Regions from separate parts of the Homo sapiens genome. Here region 1 is linked to region 2. Evidence: chromatin loops called from intact Hi-C (ENCODE). Cell type or tissue: CD14-positive monocyte. All regions are shown on one strand. Each heading gives the region's core, and the rest is flanking DNA. Links, peaks and the distances in the headings are about the cores only. Region 1 holds the start of LOC124909393 (a long non-coding RNA gene). Region 2 has its middle 10 kb from the start of LINC00877.

Region 1 (9,115 bases), core at 1,710-6,709, 95 kb after region 2:
TCTCCCTGGTTCCCCTTAACACTAGTAACTGTAGCACAACCTTGTCTGTGGCAGCACATGACTTAGGTCTCTAAGGTTGAGTGAATTTCCCGCCACGGGCCATACCATGCTCAGTGACTCAATCCAAAATTTTATTGTAACCAATATACCTTGCTTCATCAGGACAGAGGCCAAAATTGATTAGTTTTCTTTTTAAACCAATTTTTTTTTTTTTTTTTTTTTTTTTTAGAGACAGAATCTCACTATGTTGCCCAGGCTGGTTTCAAACTCCTGGCCTCAAGTGCTTCTCCTGCCTTCCAAAGTGCTGGAATTATAGACATGAGCCACCACACCTGGCCAAAACATTTTTATTTTTATTTTAGAGCTGGATCCTCACTCTGTGAGACCAGGCTGGAGTACAGTGGTGTTATCGTAGCTCAGCTGCACCTTCGAACTCCTGGGCTCAAGCAGTCCTCCTTCCTCAGCCTCCTACATAGCTAGGACTACAAGTCTGCACCACCATGCCTTGCTAACTTTTAAAAAATCTTTCGTAGAGGGGGTTCTTGCTATGTTGCTCAGGCTGGTCTAGAACTCCTGGCCTCAAGCAATCCTCCCACTTGAGCTGTGGGATTATAGGCATGAACCACAGTGCCTGGTTAGTGTTCTTTTAATACTCAGGTAATGAATCCAAATCCATCCTGTGACGTGCACAAAACTGATTTTGTTATCGTTCACTGGATTCCCAGTAATTTCTAAAACTCAGCAGTGGGGACAGTTGGTCCACAAAATCACATGAACATGGTCAGTTGCCTCAGCACCATCCTCACTCAGTCTCTCAGGACCCTACACCATCTACCTGCGGGGAAAGTGGATTTGCACCCACCCACCCTCCATCCATGCCCAGCTACTTACACAGCTCCACTTTAAGCCCATGGACCCTAAAGCCGCTGCCAGAGCCCAGCTTCCAATGGGTTTTTTTAATTGAAGTAGAAGTGCCTGCTAAGAGACCTCCCAAAGATCCCCTGCCTTCAGCCCAGACAAGTCTTCTTCTCATTGACAACAACACTCGTTCTGTGGGCTGTAGTGGCTTTATTTGCATAGCCTCATTTCCTCTGTTCTAATGCACCAATTGTGGGAATGCATACTGCAAATTTAGTAGTAGAATTTTGTGGAGGAAAAAAATCTATCATATTGAATATATATGTTGATTTTTTATGATATCAAATTTATTGAGGTGTTTATATGTAGTTTATATATAGTTTATAAACTATAAAATGCACCCATTCTAACTGTACATTTCAATTAGTTTGGTTAGTTTATACCCCTGTATAGCCATGACCACAATTAAGACATGGAACATTTCTGTTACCCCAGAAAGTTCCCTTGTGTCTCATTCCAGATAATTCCCTCCACCCCTGTCCCTGGGAAACTCCTGATCTGCTTTCTGTCATTTAGATTGAATTTGTGTTTTCTAGAGTTTTCTATATGGAATGCCATAATATGTCTGCTTTTGTGTCTAGATTCTTTCGCTCAGCATAAGGTTTGAGATTCATCTGCAGGGTCAAATAGAAGGTATCAAGCATGACCATAGTTCATTCCTTTTCATTGCTGAATAGTATTCCTGTCTCTTTGTTTTGATATGTTGCTTTTCTTTTGCATTTTCCAACTTTATTAAAGAATAATTAACATATACTAAATTGCATATAAAATGTGTACAATCTAACCAGTTTTAACATATGCGTATATCCATGATGTGCACACAGACTTTTATGAATCAGAACTATAACAAAACAGTGCAGCTTAGATCATTGAAATATTAGGTTGAATAACTCTTTTATTCAAGTCCTTTCCAGAACTCTGGGTTAGTATTTGCCTTGCATTTGGCAAACCAAAGAATCATTGATTATTTTCCTCCAAAACACATCTGCTCTAAGGAGACTTGCTACCTCTGAGGAAGAACATTTTAGTCTCTCTGCTGCAAAACAAACAAACAAAAAACCTAAAACAAAAAGCAATGCTTATAGTGCATCTCACTACATTTGATATTTCTATGAAAGGACTCTGAACTGCAGTGACATGAACGTAACCCAAACTGGCTCAAGAAGAAAAAAGCAGGGAGACGGGCAGGATTTATTGACTAACATAGATGAAAGCGTGAGGGCTTCAGGCATAGCTGTATCCAGGAGCTAAAACATCATCAGGACTCCGTCTCTCTTCCTCTTTTTCCCTCTCTCTAGAGGCTGCTTTCCTCCCTGTTAGCTTCATTTTCTCCATGTGGTGGACTGTGGCAGAAGCCACTTTGGATGTTTACCTTGGGGGAAATTGAATGCAGGGAATTGGTTACAGAGATGATGGAGCTGCTGAGAAGACAGCATGGCCATGTTGAATAACCCAGGGATTAGTGATAGGAGGAAGGCACTGCCTCCTTTATATCAGAGAGACAAAGAGGGAAGGATGGTGTAACTGGAACCCAGGGGTTTGGGGATACCTGAGAGAAGCTGGAGCCAGAGTAGGGCAGCCTGGTGGGGCACTGGAGCCGCAGAGGAACTGCAGCTGCTGCCGGAGATGCCTCCCAAGGCCAGCAGGGAGAGGGAGGAATAGCCCCGCTTCTCTCTACTTTCACCCTCAGCCTCCCCCAGTGCCTTTCTTGGCCCAACCCAGCTGGAAGCCAGATGGCAAGAATGCCCAGGAAATGCAGGCTGCAGGGGTTAGCCCCAGGGATACCAACAAGACAGAGGAAGAGGAAGGAAGTGGGAGACACAGTCTGAGGGCAGGAGACCCACCCCAGCACAATCCCCTTGGAAAGTGAGCTTGTGAATGGTTCCAACAGAAGTCTGGGAACAGAGTCTGATGTGTACAGGTGTGGTTATCAGGCCCCCTCCAGAGGTAGGAGGCTGGCAGAGGATGGGGAACCAGCAACACAGACACCAAGCAGAGCCGGAGAGACCCAAAGCAAAGTCAAAGTGCTCTTCCCTGACATGGATGTGGGGCTGACAAACACCGGTGTCCACCACATGCTGCTCCAGTTGGACACGTGCTAGAGGCCACACAATTGCAAATGGCCCAGCTCAGGCTGTTTCCACAGAGGAGAACTTCAAGTTTGCTGTGATGCCAAACCATGGCCAAGGTCAAGACCTTACTGATACATTTCTGGTCCCTGGGAAAGCAAGAAGGGGAAGAAAACGATGAAGCAGCACTATTTCTGCCCCTTCCAATGAGGCGCCCTGATTCCCAAGCCTGGAGTTTGCAGCATGAGGCCCAGGGCCCAGGTGGGAAGAGTGGCTTAACATCCAGGCCCCGGGAAATGCAAAAAGCAAATGACTCACTGGTCTTCAATAGCACATTACCTTCTAAAGGAGACACTTTGCAACCCAAATATCGAGGCCAGAGGATTTCCTACGAGTCTTTTATGATCTCTAAAAATTTCAAGAGAGAGAATTGGTGAGCAACTGGGCTCTGTCACTGTCGGGCTCGCTGATTGAACGTGCCTTTAATGGAGTCTCCGGCAGCCATAAAAATGTATGAAAACAGCCTTCTGGCCACAAGCAAGCCTGATAGATGGGGCAGTGACACTCAGGAAAAGCCAGATGGCCTGGGCTTGTCCTCATGCCTGTTGAAGAGGATACATCTTGGTCTCTTAAGATAGAACTTGTGTTTGGAGACACATTAGGCATTCGACATACAATTTCTCCACAGGGGAAGATACATACACACACACACACACACACACACACACACACACACACACACACACATATGCACACACAATCAAAACATTGCATGAGGATAGCTTTACATGACAGTGTACCCCAGTAGTTAAAGGCTTGGGCACCGTAGTGAGTTAAATAGTGTTCCTCTCCCAAAAAAATTTCTGTCCACCCAGGACCACAGAATGTGACCTTATTTGGAAATAGAGTCTCTGTAGATGTCATTTTCCATACCATTTTAAAGTCTGTTTGTTCCACTACACACTGAGGATATTAATAATGATACCCACAGACAAAATGAGCAGAGGATAAAGAGCATGTATGATCATCTAATAAATGCACAAGCTATGTGTCGACTGTTGTTACTACGTATGAGAAAAAAGAGAAAGAGGGAAGGAAGGAGGGAGGAAAAAGGGGAGGAAGGAAGGAAGCTATTAAAAGCTGGCTAATTCACATCATAACCCTGAAATAATAGAAGAGCATCCTAAAAGAGATCTCGCTTAGCAGACAAGTTGCCTTCCTTCTCCATAACCCTCTAATTATAGCACTTCAGAGCCCTCTTAACTTAAATCTCCTAGAGAAGGGTGCACATGCTCATGACATTCTTTCCTGCCTTCTGCTGTGATGAAGCTGCACCGCTAGCTTAGCCCTAGACACCCCCTGTCCCAGTCAGATGGTCACCTGATGGTGCAAGCCGGCCAGAAAGTTCAGGAGTCCAATTCAACACTCAGATATGAAAATGCACAGAACCCCTTTATTCCTGACATGGGCATATGGTACAAATCATTTGGCATGCACTAAATCATTAGAATACTCGTTTATTTTGGAACGTATATGAAGTGAGCAGAATAAGGCATGTACTGTTTTCAAGAGAACTCATTTCCTCTGCTGGGGGCAAAAGACCGCTCTTGGCAAGGTATTCTTTGAAAGTAAATTATCTTCAGAGGAAAGCACGTGCTGTTCTAAAGGAGAACGTAGCTCCCTACAGATTCTCAAGTTCAAGGGGTGTCTGTGTAGGTGCATGCACACATATATGTATTACATGCAACAACAATTAATATATGTATTACATGCAACAATTAATGGTTGGAAAACCATTAATCATATTTATTTAAAATTGAAAAGACATATATATTCAAAATAACAGTTTTAATAAGTTCGAAAGTTTTGCTCACACATAAATAAGAGAAATCCAGAGACAGATAGTTTAGTGATAGTATGGTGGCTCCATGGTGTCATCAGATATGCAGGCTCATGTCTTTATGCTTTGTTAAACTCAAAGTGAGTGTCTTCCTTCTTTAGAGTAACCCTCTGGCCCAAGATGGCTGCTGGAGCCTCAGCTACTACATGTGGATTCCAGGCCAGAAGTAGAGGGAGGGGAAAACAAAGGAGTATACCTTCCGGGGATATCAGCTTTTTTGTATCATCTTCCTGAGGTCCTGTGCATTTCCATAGTCACATATATGCCCCTAACCGTAAGTAAAACTTGAATGTTCTCTTTTTATTGGATGCCTTTCTATCTCAAATAAAATTAAGATTCTGTTACTCAGGAAGCTCGTGGCCTCTGCCGTGACATGAAAAACTAAAAGTAAACTTGACCAAGTCATTTGTGTATGGGATAAGGTCTAGAACAGAGATTGGCTATCATTTGGAGGACAAAATTAATCACATTTCTTTGCCTCTATTTGTAAACTGATTAGACATATTCAAGAGTTTCAATGCAAATTTGAAAACAATTACACATCTAGAGAAATACATGCCTTTGTGGACTTTACCTTATAATAGACTTCCTCAACTTTTGAAATAATGCTCTAATTACACCCCTATTTATTGATATTTATTTACTGGAGGGCAATGGAAGACAAGAACACCATTTCTGTTAAAATCATCTCATTGGTGCCACACCTGTCCCTAGACAGTTTGCATGAAATAGATATAAAGCCATTGAGTCAGTGACAACCAGAAGTACTGGGAATCTTTCACAAAGAATTCAGGAATGGGACCCCCTAATCTTTTCCTGCAGATATAAAGCTATTGAGTCAGTGACAACCAGAAGCACTGGGAATCTTTCATAAGGAATTCGGGAATGGGCCCCCCTAATCTTTTCTTGCTGCTTCTGTGAGGACACAAGTCAGATTTATTAAAGCCAATAGAAAGCAGACCTGTGCATCCTTCTAGAGCAGAGAATAGTTTTGCATTTCACAAAATACTCCACCAAGACAGGATTCCAGAGGCAAGTTCATTTGGAATACACTTAGTTCAGATAACACAGTTTCTTGGTATTTTTCATGTTTTGACTGCAGGTCTTCTCAGGCCTTAAATGTTTGGGCGTGTTGTGAATCTCCAAGACTGAGCCACAAGATGCAGCATTTTCCTAATGACCTCAGGCCCTTTTTGAATGGGCACTTTTGGGAATCAGCGTTCTGCAAAGCATACCTTGGGAAGCCACAGAGAGCTTTTCCCTGAAGCAGGGTTTCTCAACCTGTACGTTGTTGGCATTTGGGGCAGGATAATTCTTAGTTGTGGGCGGCTGTCCTGTGCATTGGAGGGTATTTACCAGCATCCCTGGCCTCTGCTCACCAGATGCCAATAGCAATTCCTCCCCCACCCTGTTGTGACAACCAAAAGTGTCCCCAGGTATTGCCAAATGTTCCCTGCTGGCAAAATGGCCCTCAGATGAGAACCTTTACTCTAGGGAAATTTCTAGAATCAAGAAAATACATTGCAATGATAGGAGAGACCACTCTCTCAGGTATGAATATTCAGCTGACTGTTAGAGTCCTTGGCAATAAGATTGTTATTTTTTAAAAGAGACAGTATTACTGGTGAAGATTCATTTCAAAAATGGAAATGAAAATAAAAGTTGCTGTTTCTATGATAACTAAGTCAAAAACTTATGGAAATTTATGGAACAAGTGCGTAAATTAAACTTGCTTTAAAAATGTGGAGTCCGGATGCGGTGGCTCACGCCTGTAATCCCAGCATTTTGGGAGGCCAAGGTGGGCAGATCACCTGAGGTCAGGAGTTTGAGACCAGCCTGGCCAACATGGTGAAATCTCACCCCTACTAAAAATACAAAAATCATCCAGGTATGGTGGTGGGTGCCTGTAATCCCAGCTACTTGGGAGGCTGAGGCACAAGAATCACTTGAACTGGGGAGGTAGAGTTTGCAGTGAGACGAGATCACGCCACTGCACTCCAGCCTGGGTGACAGAGTAAGACTCTGTCTCAAAAAGAAAACAAAAAAATAAAACAAAAAACAAAAAACAAACAAAGAAATGCTGTGGAGTTAGGTATAGACAAGGTACTGTGTTCTTTAAACAAAATTTAAACAAAATTTAATACCCCCCTCCACCCCCACCAAATTCCACTTTTTACAGTGTTTCAGGAAAACATCTATTGTTGAAAGTCAAACGTGGCATTTTTTGATGCTCTTAAAAATACAGTAGGCATCATCCTACCAATGTCATTCACTAAAATTCTCCTGGTCCAGTCAGGTAAGTGTTAAACTGCAAAAACCCTTCTAGGAGGTGCCACCCCCAGAGTATTTCAGTGGACCTCAGAAAAATCTGAGCCTGGAATATCTTATTGCCCCAGAAAGTAAGGAAGTGCTCAAAGACTGATGGACACATGTCCAAAGAACCAACAGCCAGGCTGATGGGGCTCCTACTGCCCAAATATGGGATACCTTGAACATTAATATAGATAGCAAGCGAGTATAACGCATTGAACAAACTAACGCTTCATGAATTTATGGAAATAAAGAAAGGGAGGGAGGGAGAGAAGAAGGAAGTTGGGGAGAAGGGGAGGAAGGGAGAGAGAGAGGAAAAGTGAAAGCTCTTCCTTACAGTAAAAAGCCAACAGTACAGTTAAAGGTACGATGACATTAGAAAATCACCATTTGACCCATCATAATAATAAATAATTCTGTCAAGAATCATGAGCAAATACTAAAACCAGTGGGTAAAAGTTTGAGGAGTAACAGGATATTTACATGGCCCCAAACTATCTTCTCATAATATAATTGATTGACCAGGGTAAGAAGGAACTTTACAGTGCACAAACCTAACCTCTCAGTCACAGGACAGACCAACATCAAGGGCGGCTTGATAGGACAGACTAGGAAGGCCACACTCTGCACCGTGGTGTTCCTTCCAGAAGTGCAGAAACTGAGTCCATTCATGAGGAGACATCAGACAAACCCAAACTGAGGAATACTGTATGAAATAGCTGGCTTATACACTTCAAAAATATCCAAATTGAGGAATACTTTATGAAATAGCTGGCTTATACACTTCAAAAATATCAGTGTCACAAAACACAAGGAAAGTCAGAGAAACTGTTCCAGATGAAAGAAGATCAAGGAGACATGAGAACCAAAGGCAACACATGATTGGGAGTTTCTGTTATTATAAAAGGACAGTATTGAGATAAGTGAAAAAATCTGAATGAGGTCCGTGGATTAAATAGTAGTATTGCATCAGTGTTAATTGCCTGATGATGATCATTGTACGACTGTGATTATGTTAAGAGAATGTCTTTGTTTTTAGAAAACACCTACTAAAGTAAAGGTATATGTTTGCTATTACTCTCAAAGGTTTGGGAGAGAGGGAAAATATACATGCATGTGTGTGTGTGCATGTGTATTATTACATATAATTAATATATTTAGGGGGAGAGAGAATGAGAGAGGGGATGGGAGTGTCCTGGAGAAAGCAGCTGTGATAAAAATGTTACCACTTACAAAGTTGCAAAGTCTGGTGAAAAGTATAAGGGGGCTCTTTGTACTTTTCTTGCAATTTTCCTTTAAGTCTGAAATGATGTCAATATTAAAGGACTAAAAAGAAAAAGCTCTCTTATCCAGGATCCCTTCCCCCCCACGAATTATCCTTTCTGCTTCATTCCCCCTTTTCCTCCCACCACACCAAAAGTCTTCCAAATCTCCTTCCTCTCTCAAGGGGGTTCTGAGCAATTACCCACCAGCCTTGGTCTCAGTGGCTTATTACAAGTGGATTCCCAGACGCCACCCCCAGAAACTCTGGCTTGGGGCATCTAGAGCCAGTGGTTTTCTACAGATGCCTGAATCTGGACACCCAGGGGTTCTGATTACATTGGCTCATAGTGCACTCTGCGCCTCAGAATGTTAGTTCCCCAGGTGATTGTAGTGGGTAGCCAAGGGTGAACATTCACAGGAATCATCTGAGTATCTTGTTAAAAAACAAATTCTGATTCACTAGGTCTAGGGAAGTGGGAACCTGAGATTCTGCATCTCTGATCATCTCTCTGCGTGGATGATGTGCAGTCCAAACCTTTTAACAGCAACAGTGTCATCGAGAGCAGATTCCAAGTGTTCTTTGCCAACAGACCTTCACCATCTCAAGTTCTGAAAACTTCAAGGGGGCAGACACAGCATCTGTTTTATTCTCTGC
Region 2 (9,115 bases), core at 1,872-6,871:
CTGTCTTCAGAGAGAAGGATGCTCCTTGCTCCCGGTACAGGGAGGGGACCTCTCACATGAGGGGCTTATGACCTGCTTCCGGGAAGGTCAGAGAGTCCTTGCTGCACCTGCTCTTTCTCAAATTCCTTCAGCTTTAAATATTCAATATGCCAAGGTGCCATATGTTGGAGTAGCGTGTTCTGAAGCTCCTGAAGCTTCAGCACAATGTATGTTATTCAGAATTCAGATCTGGGGCTCATGGAGGGCCAAGGATTGTGATTGTCTTAATAGCAGTGTGAGGACCACCTTTGAAGCCAGGTCCCCAAGGGTCAGCACATAGAGGATTTTATGTTTCCAAGCTTTTTCCAGTTAATAGCTAGCAGATGCCAGATTCAAACCTCAAGACAACTTGCCCCTGGAACCTGTCCCTTCTCAGTCTTCTTTCAAATATCTTCCAATAAACCAAGTGCTCAGGAACGAGGCTTCCAATGCAAATGGATTCTTCCATGCTCAGAGTAAAGCCGGGCTTTGGAGAGCCTTACAGCTCACTGGTTCAGACCTGATACTGTCAGATGAGGACACCAAGGCCTGGAATGGAGTATGGACAAATCCAAGGTCTAAATGACTTTGTGGTGGAGCTGGGACACAGCCCCAGACCTCCCAGCTTTGTCTTGAATTTTCTGATTTATTCAGCTCCATCACATGGGAGTGGTGGGGCAAGGATACTCAAAATCCCACCAGCCTGGGCAAAGGCCCTTTCAACAGTAATAACACCTTTTAGTGAGCATTTGCTCTGTGGCAGGAGTCAGATTACACTCTTTGGCTTGTTTAAACCGTAATCTCATTGAATTTTTACAATTATCCAATACAAATAGATATTATACCCATTTTATAGAAGATGAATCAGACTCAGAGAGGTAACATATCCAACAAACTGGTGGCCAGATTGAACATGAGGTCAATTTCACTTTATCTTATTTTTTGAGACAAGGTCTCCCTCTGTTACCCAGGCTGGAGTGCAGTGGCACAATCATAGCTCAATGCAGCCTCAACCTCCAGGTTCAAGCAATCCTCCTACTTCAGTCTCCCAAGTAGCTGGGACTACAGGAGCACGCCACCATGCTTAGCTAATTTTTTTATATTTTTTTATAGAGACGGGGTCTCACTATGTTGTTCAGGCTGGTCTTAACTTCTGGGCGCCAGCGATCCTCCTGCCTTGGCCTCCCAAAGTGCTGGGATTATAGGCGTGAGCCGCCACACCCACCGAGCCTGACTTCACTTTAGAGTTCCTCCTCTTCTCCACTGTAATTTACAGTCCTTAGTCTTTTTTTCTAACCCACTAAAGACTTTAGTCTCCTTGCTGGCCTTTCACCCCTCTGCTCCCTGTCACAACTACAAAAGAGGGGAAATGATGTGTCTTGTAAACGAGTGTTTAGGACTTGCGGTAGCCCTTGAGATCAACATGTCTTGGATTCAAATCTTGACTCACTGCTTGCTAGCTCTGTCCCCTGTCTGAACCTCCAATTCTTCATTGGCACAATAAGCAGAAAACCTGTGATTATAAACCTTTCTATCCTGCTGGAGAAAAGGCTAGGCTCCTAGTTAGAGACCTTTCAGGCAATTCTGTTCCAATAAGTCCTCACTCATGGAGTTAGGAGTAAGGATGGTCTCAGGGTTGATAATGACTGCAGCAGTGGGAAGGGTGAAGGAGCAGGCAGGAAGGTGACATTCGAAATATTCAACCAACTAATCACCATTGGCCTTGGCTCAGTTTTCCCATCTGTACAATGCGAATGAAGCTAACAGATCTGCCTCCTGAGGGTGTGATGAGACTTGAGTGAGATAATGCCTGGGAAGTGCCAAGGCCAGGGCCCGGTACGTCACACATGATCAATGAATGGTTCTATTATTATCATCATCCCAGAGCTAGTGCCTTACAAGTCCTGAGTGTCGCCCTCGGATCATGCCAAGAAACAGAAACATGAGCTATAGGCCAGCAGGAGAATCTAGACTCTAGGTCCTCAGATTTTTTTTTGAGATGGAGTCTTGCTCTGTCATCCAGGTTGGAGTGCAGTGGCGCAATCTCGGCTCACTGCAAGCTCCACCTCCCGGGTTCACGCCATTCTCCTGCCTCAGCCTCCTGAGTAGCTGGGACTACAGGCACCCACCACCACGTCCGGCTAATTTTTTGTATTTTTAGTAGAGACAAGGTTTCACCGTGTTAGCCAGGATGGTCTTGATCTCCTGACCTAGTGATCCACCCGCCTCGGCCTCCCAAAGTGCTGGGATTGCAGGAGTGAGCCACCGCTCCCGGACGTTTCTCAGATTTTAGCATGCGTCGGAGTCACTTGGATACAGAGTCACCTTCATGGGTGCATGTTCAGTGTAGTCACACAGGGCTCCATGCGCAGAGGGCTCTCTGCTTGGCTTAGTGCCATGCAGTCACTGTCTTGAAAGTCTGAATTTCTGAATAAGGGATTGTGTATTTTCATTTTGCAGTAGCCCCTAAAAATTATGTAACCAGTGTTGTCTGGAGAACTTATTACAGCATAGATAACTGGCCCACCTCCAGATTTCTGATGTGGTAGTTCTGGAAGGTGGGCCCCTCAGATGTGCATTTCTGACAAGTTCACAGGTTGTGCTGGCACTGCTGGTCCATGGGCCACATTTTGAGAACCTGTATTGAGACTGTTGTTGTGAACACTGCTTATACATTACAATTACCTGGAGAACCTAAAAAAAAGGCAAAATGCCTGGGATCTACCTTCACCCAATCAAATGGAATTGCTGTGAGTGCATTCTTGGCTTCAGTTGGTTTAAAAGCTCACCAGGTGGTTCTAATGCACAGCGGGGGCTGCAAACCACAGGGTGCGAGCAGAGAATCCTTGAACTTCCCTCAGGAAAAGAGTCCCCTGTGGGCATTACTTACCCACACAAACACCCCACCCTGTCCTAGAACCAGTGCTTTGGGGAATCTCCAGAGATGGGACAAGGAGGCTGTATGTTCAACAAGCACCTCAGATGATCCTTGTCCTGCCACGATTCAGGAAAAACTGGTGCCTCCCACCATCCGGCCTACCACAAGTCCTAAACGCTCATTTGCAAGACACATCATTTTTCCCCTTTTGTAGTTTTGAGAGGGAGAAGAGGGGCGAAAGACCAGCAAGGAGACTAAGGTCCCCAGTGGGATAGAAAAAGAGACTAAAGGACTGTAAATTTCACTGGGGAAGAGGGAAAAAAGTGAAGTCAGGCTGAGTGTGGTGGCTCACACCTGTAATCCCAGCACTTTCGGAGGCCAAGGCAGGAGGATCGCTTGAACCCAGGAGTTGGACAGAGAACAGAGCTAGCAACTGGCGCCTGTACTTCTCAATCTTCCACGCACACAGGAAACACCTGGGATCTTGTTAGGCAGCAGATTCTGGTTCAGGAGGCCTGGAGTGGAGTCTAAGAATTTAGATTTCTCACCTGCTCCCAGAAATGCCACTGGTGCAGCGACCACAGTTTGAGAAACAAGAAGGTGATAGGGTGACTAAAATTTTGGTGAAGCAATCGCTGGTTGTCCTGTGAGAAAAGAAGCTGGTAAAAAAGGCCGTGTGCCCCAGCTTCTGTTTGTGTGTGAAGTGTTCATTTCACCTTGAGGAAGCCAGATATTAGGGCTCATTCTCAAAGTGGAGTCTGAGAAGTTCCAGTCATGCTATGGATAAGGAACTTGGCACGTGGCCGACACTTATCCCGCAGAAGAGTTTTTTTTTTTTTTCTAATTTTAAAATCTATTTATTTATATTCTGAGACTGGGTTATGAGACTGGCTAATTTCTGTATTTTTGGCAGACATAGGGTTTTCACTATGTTGCCAAGGCTGCTCTTGAACACCTGGGCTCAAGCGATCCACCCGCCTTGGGTGGATTCCCAAAGTGCTGGGATCACAAGCGTGAGGCACTGCACCCGGCCCTAGAGTAGTCCTTTTGCTTGGCCCATCAGAACATGGACCAGAGCCGTGGTTTCTGTTCCCGGTCCTCACACTGGCTGATGGTGAAACTCCAGACAAGGCCACTTCTCCTCTCTGAGCCTCCATCTGTGTACTGGTGAGATTGGCAGGATGTCTATTGGTCTACTTCACAGCTGCTTCTGGACGTCTCACTGTGAAGGTCCTTTGGATAACAAGACTCCACACTAAATATTGTTCTTGTTATTTCTAGATATTGGCAGGTTCCTTCTTCCCCTCTTCCCAATTTTCCTTCACTTCCAGGTGACATGCGTCATGCCCCTGGAATGCTTACTCTCAGTCAATCCGCACACCTCTATAAGCACTCCAAAACTTTTTTTTTTGTTTGTTTTTTGAGATGGATTCTGGCTCTGTCACCCAGGCTGGAGTGCAGTGGCATGATCTCGGCTCATTGCAACCTCTGCCTCCTGGGTTCAAGCTATTCTCATGCCTCAGCCTCCTGAGTAGCTGGGATTACTGGTGTGTGCCACCACGCCTGGCTAATTTTTGTATTTTTATAGAGACGGGGTTTTGCCATGTTGGTCAGGTTGGTCTCAAACTCCTGGCCTCAGGTGATCCACCTGCCTCAGCCTCCCAAAATGCAGATTACAGGCATGAGACACTGGGCCTGGCCTCCACTCCAGAAACTTTTATAAGCTGGATGAATGAAAAGTGTAAACAGGGAAGAGGTGGCAAGGATGGATGGCAAGTGAGGGGTGCAGAGACGGGTTCCTTACGAGAACTCTCCAGATTGTGGAAACCAAGACAGCCCATGCATTGAGTAGGTGGAAGGCAGAGCACCCAGGTGAAGGGACAGGCACATGAACATGTGAACTCTATTTAGGGGACAGCAGGGACCCAGGTCGGTAGGACGGGACATGGGAATGGATAATTCTAGGATCTTTTAGAACTGCAAGGCCCCTAACCAACCTATTCGTGCAGGGAAACAGAGGCTCTAAGTGAGGACATGTATCAGTAAAGCATCTTCAGTTACAGGTAATAGAAACAACAGTCCCAAGGAAGCCCGAAGCCTCGCCTAAGCTGGAGGTGGTTTTTTGGCAATTGAAATGACAAGCGCCTCGCCCACCTGTAGGCAGAGCAGTCGCCAGAAAACCTCCTTTGCCAGAGCACTGTCATAAATTAATCTTTAATTTCCACCGCTGGGTCTGTGGCACAGCTAATCACGACCACTAATTGCATGACAAGCTTCTCCCTTTTCTTTTTATGTTTCCATATTAGCCTGTTTAGTATGCTTTGTGTCTGTTTATTTTATAGTCAGAAATACTTTTAATAGCCTAGTAAATTGAAAATGGACTTTACTACCATCTGACTTTACCAGAGGTTTACAACCACTCAATTAATGGTATCAGTAATCTTCCTTCATAATTAGATGGTTAGTAGCTTTGTCAGGCACTGCTGTTAACTAAATTAGTACTCAGCATCCACCTAATCATAGTTTTGGGGGGCTCCAAATGGGAAACTTGCCAGCTTGGGGGCTGCCAGGATAGAGTGCCACGATTAGCTGGCTGTAAATACCGCCTGCAACTATATGGTTTAATATGGTGATAACGGGCATTTGTAGCTTACATAAATCTGAGCATTCCTGCTGACAGAGGAGAAATGGTTTTCCTTGGTTGCTAGGAAATAGAGTTAGTTCCTGGGTCTCGCATGCTTCATTGGCTTCTCCCGGCAGCTGATGGATTCTCTACATGAGGGGAGAACAGCCCTTAGCCACCCAGAGTGAAGGTAGAAAGTATCAAATCCAGTTCCCCCCATGCACACACCAAGTGAGTCTACTCTGTGCGAGGTGATGCCTGTAGGATAGAGGCAGAAGGAGGATGAAGTTAGATCTGTGCAGCATTGATGGTCTGAAGGCTGATTTTTAATGTCTGAAAACAATCACAATCTCTCATATGCCCAAGAATTTCTGCCAACTGTCATACTTTGAAAGGAGACAGATTGTTTAAGTGCATGAGAAATTGGCAACTGGTAACATATTACCCAAGTGGTCCTATTTCCATATATTTACAGTAATTACATCCCCCAAATATATTTCAGTATTTAACAAAAATTTAAGTTCCTTTAAAAAATAAATGTTCCTTGTTAGAAATAGTTTAACAACCCAAATATTTTCCATAATTAAAATGCAAAGAAGACTGTATTTTCATAATGCAGGCACATTTGAGTGAAACTTCAGTAATTATCCAATCAGATTTCTGACACTCTCCTGAGTGTCCAGAGAGTAGATCCCAAACACTGACTAATGCTGCCATTCTATTTTTAAAACCTATATATCTGCCAGCTTTCTAAAACTTCTGAATTCTGACAACACTTGAAATTTGATTGAATAGTAGGTTCTTGAGACATCAAGAGGTGCTCAGCAGAGGTTTAAAAAAAGGGTCTTGTGGGAACAGGGAAAAACATATAGACCTATTTGGGCTGAGGGTGAGCAATGGTTTACCTGACTTTAATCGGGAAGTCAGTATTGTAGAAGGAAAATGAGACTGGAGTTCAGATACTGCTGCTGCTCGTCACTAGCTGTGTGACCCTAGGCAACTTACTTAACCTCTCTGGGCCTGTTTCCTTCCTTGTAAAATGGGGATACTCTTTCTTCATAGAATTGTAGTAAGGATTGAAGGCAATGACAGAATGTAAAACACTTGGCAAACTGAGGGTTCGCTGCAGATCTGCAATAAATATTAGCTTCACTTCTTCCTTCTTTTCTCATTCCTTAAAACTCCCTACCCAGACTCCTTTTCTTTTTGTTCAGTTCAGCAAATGCTAGGTTCTACAGAAGACACCCCAAATAAGGTCCTATTTCCAGAGGCCTTCAGTCTCCTGGACTTTTAACTCCCTGCCCACCCCCCAACCCTGCCCAAATATCATAGTTGGAGGAGGAAATGTCTTTTCTAAAAGCTGTTTAAGGAGTCTATGAAGCTTCTGTTATGTGGACCTTCCTGAAATTTCCTCTGAAAGGCCTCCATACAATACCACTAGAGTAAACATAAAAGCAGAAATCAATTCCGTGGCTGAGGAGACTTAAAGTGATTTGAATTGTGAGCAGTTGACTGGTATTTATCCAGTCCTAGCAAAATGAGAATTATCTTGGTGGACACAACCTTTTCCATCACCAAAGGACTGATCTTTAATATTTAAGAAAAAAATTACTCTCTGGTCTTTATGGCAGTGTGGATGATAGAGGCAACAAAACATCCTGCTATTTGTAAGACAGTAAGGAAGGTCAGGAAGGTGTGAGGCTGGTTGGGAGGTAGCCTGGAGAGGTGGGCTCCGTGAGTCACTGTGAGGGGGTTACACTTTATCCTAAGGTCAATGGACAGCACTAAAGGTATGAGAAGCCACAAGGTCAGAGATGTGACACAGTGACAGAGTAGGATGCAAGGACTAAGTTGGGCGGAGTTCAAAACTAAGGCTACGGACAGGGGGAGAATCCACCAGGGTCATCTTTTATAAGGTGCCTGCTGCATGGGGTGGGGGTAGCAGCTGACAGCACCACAGGACCAGATAGCTTAGGAGTGGGAGTAAATTGCCTGTAAACTCTGATGGGTATACCACTGTATCAGGCTGAACTGAGGAATGAGGCTGTATATGTGTAATTTATGTACCTGTTTGAATCCTGGGCTCTCAAATAAATTTAGCTCCTGGCCAACAGCCTGAGCACATGTGTTGGGCTGGAGGACTGCCATGGAGGACAACCAGAGTGGAAATTGAGAATGGATGACGTGAAGTGCAATTGCTCTTTGGAGAAAAGCCACAGCCTACCTCCACCTCCCACCCAACAAGGTTTGGGGAGGTGATATCAGACAAGAGTTCTTGGGACAGAGCTTAGTTTCCCTCTAAAGTTACCTTGGTTTTTTTTCCAAGATCACATCTAAAAACTGCGTGAACTTGGGGAAATTAATCTCTCTATAGCCTCAGTTTCCTTATTATAGAATGACAGTGATGAAACTACCTACCTTGTAGGTTGTCATAAGAATTAAATAACTCAATATATATGTGAAACACTTAGAACATAATCTGGTACTTAGTAAACAGTTGTTCAGGATTAGCTGCTGTTATTACTATCACAGTGACTTCATGTAGCCATTGGACACTGTTCGTTCAACAACCATTAAGTGCCCATCTTCTATAGGTTAGATGCCAGGGATACAAAGATAAACCATGCGTAATATTTATTCTCTAGGAACTCCCCAATATTTTCATTTTAAACTGGAGCCTTAAATAATTTAACACAAAAATGAAGGAGAAACTTGAGAATTTCTTGCATTTTGGTAAAGCCAAGGAATGTATTGTGAGAGAAGACTTTTAGACAGGCAATTGTTGCTTTTTTGCCCCAAGTCCAAGGAATTTCACTTTATCCTCCCATCAACCCAATGAGATAGGAACTATTATTGCTGCTCCTGTTTTATAGACCAAAAAATAATACATTGCTTTTAGTTACACAACCAATAGTTACACAACTAATAAGAGGCAGAGGTAGGATTTGAACCTATTATCCAACTCTGATGCTCAATCTCTAACCCACGGTATGTCATATTGTCTCTTAGGGTAATAAATGTGGGTGCAAGGCAAGTAGAAGCTGATGTAAATTGCAGCAAGACTAATTAAGGAAGGTATTTTTGAGAGCAGGGACCAAGACAAATGGGAGAGAGAGGGTCAGCCACGGAAAACCGTGACATCCTCCATAAGTTTAATATATTTTGTCTGGAGGCAAGAATTCAATTCAATAATTTCTCCATATACAATACTGACTGAAAACCCGTTGGACACATGCCATTCTGCTTCTGCAGGGCCTGGAGTTAAGACATGTTCCTTGCTATGTTTGACCGGCCCTGGAAATCTTACAGTGCAAGGACACCTTCTTGCCAAATACTAAAGGAATGGAATGTTCTCCCTACAACTCACTGGACAGCTCTGGCCATTGGGCAAGCTTTAAAATGCCAGCCATTGGAATGGTAATGAAGTGAGGTGCTTAAAAGCTTAGATCCTGGGGGTTCCGGTTGGTTGCAAGAAGGGACAGTACCCCCTTTCCCACCGGGGTGATTGGAAATGTGTGAAGGTGGTTCTGGTTGTCCCAGTGACTGGGAGTTTCCATTGGCATTTAGCGGGCAGGGGCCAAGGTTGAAGAATATCC

Evidence for each region. Peaks named below come from ENCODE experiments on the same cell type or tissue, not always from the same donor. Only the 100,000 strongest peaks of a DNase experiment are listed, where the experiment ranks them.
Region 1: a loop joins it to region 2, with 1.9 times the contacts of the local background. A loop is called at or near these places in 1 of 110 quality-filtered maps.

What each region holds. Positions count from the first base shown.
Region 1 is chr3:72,201,149-72,210,263 of GRCh38, forward strand. It overlaps LOC124909393 (a long non-coding RNA gene), which reads left to right and starts at 4,869. Exons shown (of 2, transcript XR_007095959.1): 1 at 4,869-5,161; 2 at 5,990-6,567. RefSeq lists enhancers at 2,071-2,607, 2,608-3,143. In CD14-positive monocyte, for the core only: no CTCF peak of the experiment used is centred there; no DNase peak of the experiment used is centred there.
Region 2 is chr3:72,106,121-72,115,235 of GRCh38, forward strand. No RefSeq gene overlaps it. Among named protein-coding and RNA genes, the nearest start is that of LINC00877, 10 kb to the left of the region's middle. In CD14-positive monocyte, for the core only: no CTCF peak of the experiment used is centred there; a DNase peak (open chromatin) is centred at 4,001.